Linked DNA regions of Homo sapiens: region 1 is linked to region 2. A link is a contact called in ENCODE Hi-C or POLR2A ChIA-PET data. All regions are on one chromosome and are shown on one strand. Each heading gives the region's core, a stretch centred on a gene start or an enhancer-like site at or near the end of the contact. The rest is flanking DNA. Distances are from core to core; before and after follow the strand shown. Region 1 overlaps PDE4B (phosphodiesterase 4B). Region 2 has its middle 54 kb from the start of DNAJC6-AS1.

Region 1 (4,448 bases), core at 1-2,500, 1.1 Mb after region 2:
CACTCTGTTCCCTGTATTTTGTGGTAATTGACGGCTATGCAAGATGTAGATCCAACATTTATGGGGTAGTTTTTCAACAGCTTTCACCATAGAGAACATGGCAAACTTCAATAGTCACCAAAATATACTAACTAGAGTCACCAAGATAAAGCAGGCAATTAACTCCAAGAAGAGAAAAAGAGTACCCCCTGAGAAACTACAAATTGCCATTAATTTTCATTTTGAGTGTCAATATGCTGTAGTATTCTAATCCCATTCATGCCTAGAGTGCTGGAATTAGACATTGACTGTCTTGCAAATTTATTAAAAATAATCTTATTCAGCATAGTAGTTAGTAAGGCTCTGAGACCAGGCACTCTGTAGACACGGGTGAGGATTCCAATCCCTCAGGCTTCCGCTCCTCCTTTATGGTGTTGTGTGCAGGAAGCAATGAAAGTTGAATAGAGCTAACCCTAACAAAAGGGCTAACCTTCAATGCTGACACAGTTAGCTTAAGTAAAAAGCATGCAGCCTCAGTCATTTTCTAGTTCTACAGTGGAAAGGTTGTCAGGGAAAGCAATTATTTAGTGCATGAATGATGCCCAACTGACAGCTAAGATTAATTTTTAAAAATATCTCTTTTTACTTTACTACCTTTAAAAAATTATTGATTATTCAGATAATTGTCTCAGGTTAAGCTTGAGCATAACATGCACCATGACACATATGATATAAGGCAATGAGGCCAGGGAGTGGTGGCTCACGCCTGTAATCCCAGCACTTTGGGAGGTCGAGGCAGCACTTTGGGATTGCTTGAGCCCAGGAGTTCGAGATAATGCAATGCAAACATTTTTGTGGCCACCAGAAAGAAATTGATCTACACCAGTTCTTTGGGAACTGAATTATCCATGGCAAAAAAAAACTATATTCCATATTCAGTTTTCAATGTTGCTGAAATTATCTGAGATTTCCATCCAAGTTGACATCTTAAAACTTTATCATGATCATCACTCCCTTTACTATGTAGTCTTATTTGGCCATATTTTGCTTACCCTTATCAACTAAGGAGCCAGTGTAAATCTCTGAGTTGCAGATCTGGAAGTGATGTGAAGAAATGTTATAGAGGGAGTGTACTTATCAGTGGTATCCACTACATTTTTGCAAAAACTCTGTGTTCCTAGTTCTGTTTCAGCTACGTGGCCACTAAGTTTTGTTTGCAATGTCTGATCTTAAGAACAGCGATAGGTGAAATTGTGTTATGCTGAGGGGTATTTGGGAATTACATAAGTGCAGTCTACATGCAACTGGTAGAGAGTTAACTGTGTTTGGTGGAGGAAAAGCAAGCATCTTTCATCTTTACTTCATCTAGGTAGGGTTGTGCTTTTTTAGTTTGTTTGTTTTCCTTAATCCTTTAAATTTTGAAGAAAACTGAGTGATTCAAATCTCCTAAAAGACTTTCTCAAATGTACTTCATAGCCTAGAGAGTTAGCTAAGAAACATCGTCCTCTGTTTGGCCCAAATTTCTCTGATCCCTTAATGCTGGCCACAGTCCAGATGGAATTCCAGAATTTTAGAGAATGGTGCTGCCAGGTAGGTTAGTCTTGTAAATTATTTTCCTCCAAGAATTACTAGAAGATGGAATAAGTTCAGCAGAAGTTTTACAAGGCAATGGTATTGTTATTTAAGATGAAAAGGATGGCTAGTGAACCTCCTGCCAGCTGCCCAAATTCGATTAGACATGTTAGAGCTAGCCGTTTTGCTTAACAACAGATTGCCTTCTTAGAATTGTTCATTAATTTTGTGTTTCAATTTTCATCACCTCCTGAATTAGAAGAATTGTCTTACACTTCAGCAAAATGCATCAGAGCATGAGTTCCTCAGTGGCAAAACAGTCAGATGTTTTGAAAACAGGATGCTTTGGCTCTCCATTATAAAAAGAGGAACGGAAAGAGAAACAGTATAGAAAGGAAGAAAGCAAATAGCCTCAGCAGGGTCCCCAGCCCAACAACGGCATAAACAGTGACCTATCTTCCTGACCTTCACTGTGGCTCAGTTCCTGACCTCGTGTCACCAAAGCCAACCAACGTCATTAGAGGAGGATAGGAGGAATGGCGCAGCTGCTGTGAGGGTGACTACAATTTCCTGTCTCCTTCCTGACAGACGCAGTCAGTAAAGTACAGGGTTGCAACAACAGTGGCTGAGGAAGGACCAACCCAGAACAATCCCAGGGAGGCGTAATTGTGACTGGCGGGGAATGGGGAGGTGTTCCTTCCCTCATTGTACTGAGAAACCTAGTCTTTCACCTAGAATTTTCAGGTGAAAAACGTCAAAAGGGTCATTCTTACCCAGAATGCTAAATGTTTTTCAAAAGATGAACATACTGTGGTATTCAGAAAAGCTATATTCAAGCAACTAGTCACTGTCTTCACTTCCCCCACAAACGCCCTCCACTGTCCTTTTCATTCTCCATTGGTTTGGCTCTGGGGCTGTTTTATATGCAGAACAAAGGTTGGGTGCTGCTGGGTGAAAATGGATATTCTGTTGTTGAAGAGTGGCCCTGTGTATTAGTACTTTTTTTTTAGAATGAAGCATTAGGACTTAGCACTTGAGTAAATGTTTGCTAAGATAGAAATGGAAGATAGATGGTCCTTCTTCTCTTAAGGCATTGTGAAGTCGGCTACAGATAACCATCATGAGGAAGTGAGTCCTCCTGGCTATGCAGGCTTATTTTTCCAGTTCTTCAGGTGCAGCCATACTACAGTACTAAACATGGAGCACAAAGGCAACTAATTGCCAGTGCTCTTGGGTTTGCAGGATAAAGTCACACTATTCTACCAGGCCCCGAGCCAGCTGGGAATTAGGCTGCATGACACTGGATGGTGATCATGACAGGCTGATTGCCCTAATGAGGGGTGAACCATTTTGTATTTAACTAAATAATCAATAACTATGGAAAATGCCAGCTCCTGCAGAACTGACAGGAAATAGATCTTACTGGCCAATGGATTCATCTTAGAACTCTGTAAGAGAGAGGGTAGACAGGCGCTCAGTCCTTGAAAGGAATATTCATGCCACTTTTGCCTAAAATGTAATGATATGATTACAGCAGTGCCGCCCTTAGCATAAGATGCATCCATTTGCTGGGCCCTGTGCTGTAATCAGAGGGCCTTAGCCTGGCCTTCCTTCTGCTGCCCTCCACCCAAGGAAGTAAGGAGTTGGCCGGGCCAAGGGAGCAGCTTTGCTCCCCTCTCTAAACTACATTTTGCATCTGCTGGACCCCCACATTCTCTGTCCAAATGGCTTTGAACCCACTTCCCGGCCACACAAGCCTCTTCCTGGGATGTGCTGCAGGCATACACACCCTTAGGCCTAAGGAGTTTAACCAAGAGGCAGCAATGAGAGGTGTGAAGAGACTTGTGTAGGAGGAACTTGGGTAAGCAGGCTGCGGTCCAGGGCTCACGACGGCTGCTCACAGGTCCCTGGAGATGGAAGGACATGGGGAAAGAGGAGGGCCAACCCATATCCAAGGAGTTCAAGAATTCTAAATTCAACCTGACCTTCCAGGCTGTTATGGAGGGATATCTGTCAAGGTAAAGGAGATAGCTCAATGTATATCTTTGTATATTTAGACTTACAGTGTGTGGCCCCACACATGTTAGAGGTGACCCTGGATTAGAGGGCAGAATAGAATTAAAATCAGTTCTGGTAGCCAGGTGGGCACTCACACATTTTTTTGGTTCAACTTTTCTCTCTTTACTGCTCAGATTTATATAGACTAAATTATGGAGGGAGCAAAATAAAGTGAAAAGAGCCTAGGAATAAGCCATGAGTTTGAGTTCTAGCCCTGCCTTTACTTAGGTATAGTAATATAGACAATAAAACTATTTGGAATCTTTCCATATTCTCTTCTATAAAACAAAATAATTGGAAAAGACCCAGCTCTTCAGTTTATTGATTGAATAATATTAGTAAACAACAGAACTACCTTTACAGGTGTATGCAAACATTGTGCTAAGCTCTTTACCTCATTCTGTAATCAATATTCACAGTAACACTTTGAAATAGGTACTGTTATTATTCCTGCTTTACAGATGAGTAAAGTGAGGCATACAAAGTTGAAATAACTTGCTTAAGGTAAATCATAGAGCCAGGATTCATATCCAGTCCATCTGACTTACCATCAATGATCCCAATGAGGCATATAAAGAAAGAAAAAAGTTTAGAGTTATTTAATAATTCTTCTAAGGGGATTTTGGATTGGTTGGTGGGTGATCTTGTTCTTTCAACTGTGGCAAGCATTATTAGTGAGGCCTAGTTCAAATTTATATTCTGTAGCTACCATACTCACAGCCTCTAGGATGGCCATTAATTGCCCTAAGCTCAGTCTTCTTGCCTGGGAAGCAGTGTAAGGGGAAAGAGCAATCGCAATTATAGAAAATGGTTATAAAGTGCTCATAAAAATGCAAATA
Region 2 (4,586 bases), core at 212-2,711:
ATCCAGCCCAGTCACCTTGAATCTAGAATATCTCCATAGCTTTTCTTCTTATTTTATGACATTGATACTTTTGAAGAATACAGCACTTCCCTGCTCCTTTTAATAGTGGATTCCTCATTTTGGGTTTATCTGATGTTTCCCCATGATTAGCTTCATGCTGTGCATGTTTGGCCAGAATACTCCATAGATGATGTGTCTTTCTCAGCATATCACATCTGCAGGCATTCGATTTTCACCTGTCTCCACTGGTGATTTTTTTTTTTTTTTTTTTTTTTTTTTTTTTAGATAACGTGACTCTGTCAGCCAGGCTGGAGTGCAGTGGCACCTTCTCGGCTCACTGCGGCCTCTAACTCGCTGGGCACAGGTGATTCTCCCACCTCAGCCTCCTGAGTAGCTGGGACTGAAGGTGTGTGCCACCATGCCTGGCTAATTTGTGTCTGTGTGTGTGTGTGTGTGTGTGTGTGTGTGTGTATGCATTTTTGGTAGAGACGGGTTTTTGCTTTGTTGTGCAGGCTGCTCTTGAACTCCTGGGCTCAAGTGATCCGACTGCCTCAGCCGCCTGAAGTGCTGGGACTACAGGCGTGAGACACCGTGTCCGATCTCCACTGGTGATTTTAATTTTGGTCACCGATAGAAGCTCTTGTCTGATATTATTTGGGCCTACAAAAATGGCAATTTCATAATTTGACCTAACATAAAACCTTTTTACTGAGGTTTTAGATATCTAACCTGTACTCTCTGACGCTCGGTTTCCCTATCTGTTGAGTTTGGAGATTGTTTCTGCCCCACGAGTATTACTGGAGGGGTTAAATAAGATGATGTATGTAAAATCTGCCACATAAAAAGCATTCTATAAATATTAGCTATTATTATTGCAGCCAGGTCGTGTTCAAGGGCATTGGTTTTGATCTTCCTCTCAGTCTCTCCCAATTCCAAGCAAAATCTCAACAGAGACCAGTGATGGCATGGGGATGGGGTGAGGGAGCCTCACTTCTGCCATCTCAGTTTCCTCATCTGGAAAATGGGAAACGCCTCCCACACCACGGGGTTGCAATGAGGTTTCATGAAATGTGTGTAAAAGTAACTGGACATAGAACAAGTTCTTAAAAAATCATGTGGGTGACTAGTAATCTCTTGTATTAGGAAAACAGGAATATCTGTCAGAACTAAAACCACGTTCTAACGTGATGTTTCATTTTGAGGCGGTAGCACGGTGTGAGTAAACATCGTCAGAGTCTAGGGCTCTGGAATTTCTTTAGCGCTGTGTGATTGTGGGCAGATGCCTTACCCTCTCGGAGTGTGGAGTGTATGGTTTGTAACAGGGAGATAAAACGGGTGAGAGCCCCCTAGGACTCCTGTGTTAATAAAGGGTGCTAACGGTGCCCCCCGAGTGAGCGGCGCGGGCCCGCGCGCACCCGCACGCCTCGGGCGCCAGGCGCCGCCGTGTGGGCGGAGCCGGGCAGCCTCCCCTGTCGGCGCCAGCCACGGCTCCCGGCCCCAAGCTCCGCCCCCGGCGCGCATCTCCCAGCAGCGGCCCGGCACCTGGCAGACGCGCGGCGGCGGCGGCGAGCGGTGGCGCTCGGCTCGGGCGACCGCGGCGGGGGAGGGCGCGGCGCACCGATGGGCGCCACTGAGAAGGGAGGCCAGAAGAGCCGGAAGCTGTTTTCCTTGCGGCGGCCGTGGAAGGCGACCCGGCGGCTGTGGAGGCCACGCTCAGCTCGCCAGGCGGCGCAGGGTGAGTGTGGGCGCGGCCGGTCGGGACCTGTTACCCTGAGGCAGGGGCGCAGCGGCGGCGGGGCCGTCCCCGGCGGTCTCTCGGGTCGCGTTCCCGGCCCTGGGAGCCTGGATGCCTAGGCGACGCCCGAACCCGACCCTCGGTCGCGGGTACCGGGACCGCTGGGGAAGCGCAGGGGCTGATGTCGGCACAGTCTCCTTTCCTCTAGCCCCTGCTCGTTGCTTTGGCTCTGGACACAGGGAAGCCACGGTGGCGCGGCGACACAGCCTCACTGAGGTTAGCTTGTCCCCGGCCCCCAGCACCTGGCCTGGCGCCTGCAATGCAGTGCCTACTGGGGGAATGAATCAGAACCCGAGGCTCCCTTCAAGGTCCTCCCGCCCTGTACCCACCTCCTCTCTACCTGCCTGCGGTGATTTCGAAGCTCTCGCCACGATAAACTATTTCCAAGCACACTCAGTCCTGTCCTCGCCAGGGCCTCAACTCACAGCCAATCACTGACTCACTCCATTCATTCATTCCACAATTTTTATCGAGCCCCTCCATCTGCCTTGGCCGGAGAACACGATGGGCAAAGCCCGGATCTTGGAACTACTTCTAGAGAGGAAGACAGACATTACACACGCAAAACAGAGAAAGCCCGGTACACATTGCTATGTGCGCTTAGAGGGAATCAGTCTGCTGACAGAGGAAAAAAGGCAGGTCCCCGAGCTTCCATGGCAGGCGGACTGGGAAGGCCTCTCCGAGGCATTGCAAGTCAGCGGAGACCCGAGGACTGACTAGGAGTTACTCTAGCGTGAAGCCGAGTAATAGAGAATAGCAAGTGGAAAGGTTCCCAGAGTGCCTGAATTGAGCAAGGGGAAAGAGAGGGATGCAGGGCCTGGATCGAGGTCTGGGCAGAACATGAAGAGGAGTTCGGATTTTATTCTACGTGAGCTGGGAAAACACTGAAGTGTGCTAAGCAGGGAAGTGACCTGATCTGGGGGCTCCCGGCTTTTCTCTGTCTGCAGTGTCCATGCTCGCATCTCAGCCTGCCGGATTCCTACCCTCCTGCCAAGACTAGCACAAATGCAGTCTCCTCGCTGAAATCTCTGTGGTTCCTGCCACCTGTAACCCCTCCTTTAGCATTTCGTCACCTGTAGAGCGTTTGTCACTGTTCATCTGGTATTAAAGATTCCACATTCTCATCCATTTCATCTTTGCATCCCCCACGAGGCTAAGTGCAGGGCTTGGTACTGTGTAGATACTGCTTATGAATGTGTCTTGTCTTGTCCTTTTTGTCTGTTTCCATCATCTGAGGATCCTTCCTCTGGGGGGTTGACATGCCTTATTTCTAAAATGGCCGACCGGATGCAGGGCAGAGCCAGATTGCACCAGGACCCTGCCATCGATATAGTCCCCCTCACCCACCCCCGGTGTTTTGAGGATTAAATAAATTAATGAATTAAACGAGTTAGTAGTTATAAAGTGTTAGCACCTATTAAGCATTATAAAAATAAATTTGAAAATGACCAGCAATAATTATCTTTCAAATATTTATTTATTGCATTGGAAACAAGCTTTTCTATTGGTGGTTGTTAGGGAGACTCTGCAGCTTGTCATTGTCATCTTGCCGGCTTTTAAGTATGTGTTCCTACTTTTTAAAAGTCAGTGCACCAACAAAATTCTTTCCATACTGTCATCAAGAACTATTGCTGAGGCCGGGCGCAGTGGCTCACCCCTGTAATCCCAGCACTTTGGGAGGCCAGGCGGACGGATCACTTAAGGTCAGGAGTTCGAGCCCAGCCTGGCCAAGGTGGTGAAACCCCGTCTCTACTAAAAATACAAAAATTAGCTGGGCGTGGTGGCATACACCTGTAGTTCCAGCTACCTGGGAGGCTGAGGCAGGAGAATCGCTTGAACCCAAGAGGCAGAGGCTGCAGTGAGCTGAGATTGCACCACTGCACTCCAGCCTGGGCCACAGAGTGAGATTCTGTCTCAGACAAACAAACAAAAAGAACTATTGCTGAAACTTAATAGGGCCGAAGGCTGACCACTTTTTATCATGAGCTTGAATGAGATCGATGATTGCAACAAGTATTCCTTGAGTGATAATTACATGCATAGTGTTATTCCAGATGTTGTGTGAATGCTTACAAAAGAGGAATAGATGAATATTGCCACTGTAGTAACTTGGATTAGAATAAGTGTTCTAGTTTTATAATTTTTATTTTAATTTTTAAAATCTTTAAAGTTCCGGGATACACATGTAGGATGTTCAGGTTTGTTACATAGGTAAAGGTGTGCCTTGGTGGTTTGCTGCACCTATCAGCCCATCACTTAGGTATTAAGCCCAGCATGCATTAGCTATTTTTCCTGATGCCCTCCCTCCCCTGCCCTCACCACCACGGGCCCCATTGTGTGTTGGTTCCCTCCCTGTGTCCTTGTGTTCTCATTGTTCAGCTCCCACTTATAAGTGAGAACAACTGGTGTTTGGTTTTCTGTTCCTGCATTAGTTTTATAATTTTTAAAACCAGATCTTTAGTGCCTATACAACCATCTCCGCTTCTGCGTTCCTGACCTAGCGTTTACTCACAGCTTCCCAGGGCTCATTGCCATCCCACACCTCTCTTTTCTTAGATAGGATCTTGGCTGCTCACTACATTCCTCTACTATCTATCTTCCCCTTCCCCCATAAGCCCTGGGGATAAAGCCATTATAATATCTAATGTTACATGATACTTGACATCTTATAGAATAGTTCAACTACAGGATTTTGTTTAGATCTTGACAATACTCCTGGAAGGAGAGAGGGCAGATGTTATGTATTTCCCCCATTTTATATATAAGGGAAGGTGAAACAAGCGGCACTAAG

Evidence for each region. A loop is a pair of places that touch in the nucleus more often than their neighbours do. ChIA-PET counts read pairs that join two places held with the same protein, here RNA polymerase II (POLR2A). Pooled maps may share reads with other maps.
Region 1: a map of naive thymus-derived CD4-positive, alpha-beta T cell shows a loop between it and region 2 (2.5-fold over the local background). The contact joins two enhancer-like sites. A Hi-C loop is called at or near these places in 2 of 168 maps with a recorded cell type or tissue (both naive thymus-derived CD4-positive, alpha-beta T cell) and 3 of 50 pooled maps. POLR2A ChIA-PET finds 5 or more read pairs at or near these places in 2 of 52 experiments (BJ and WTC11).

What each region holds. Positions count from the first base shown.
Region 1 is chr1:66,334,102-66,338,549 of GRCh38, forward strand. All of the region lies in intron 8 of PDE4B (phosphodiesterase 4B), which reads left to right. Among named protein-coding and RNA genes, the nearest start is that of SGIP1, 200 kb to the right of the region's middle. RefSeq lists enhancers at 2,835-2,884, 2,945-2,994. Within about 2 kb of position 1,251, at least 31 of the 41 ENCODE cell types and tissues checked have a DNase peak (open chromatin) inside an H3K27ac peak, as active enhancers do.
Region 2 is chr1:65,252,915-65,257,500 of GRCh38, forward strand. No RefSeq gene overlaps it. Among named protein-coding and RNA genes, the nearest start is that of DNAJC6-AS1, 54 kb to the right of the region's middle. RefSeq lists silencers at 1,176-1,675, 1,766-1,835. Within about 2 kb of position 1,462, at least 14 of the 41 ENCODE cell types and tissues checked have a DNase peak (open chromatin) inside an H3K27ac peak, as active enhancers do.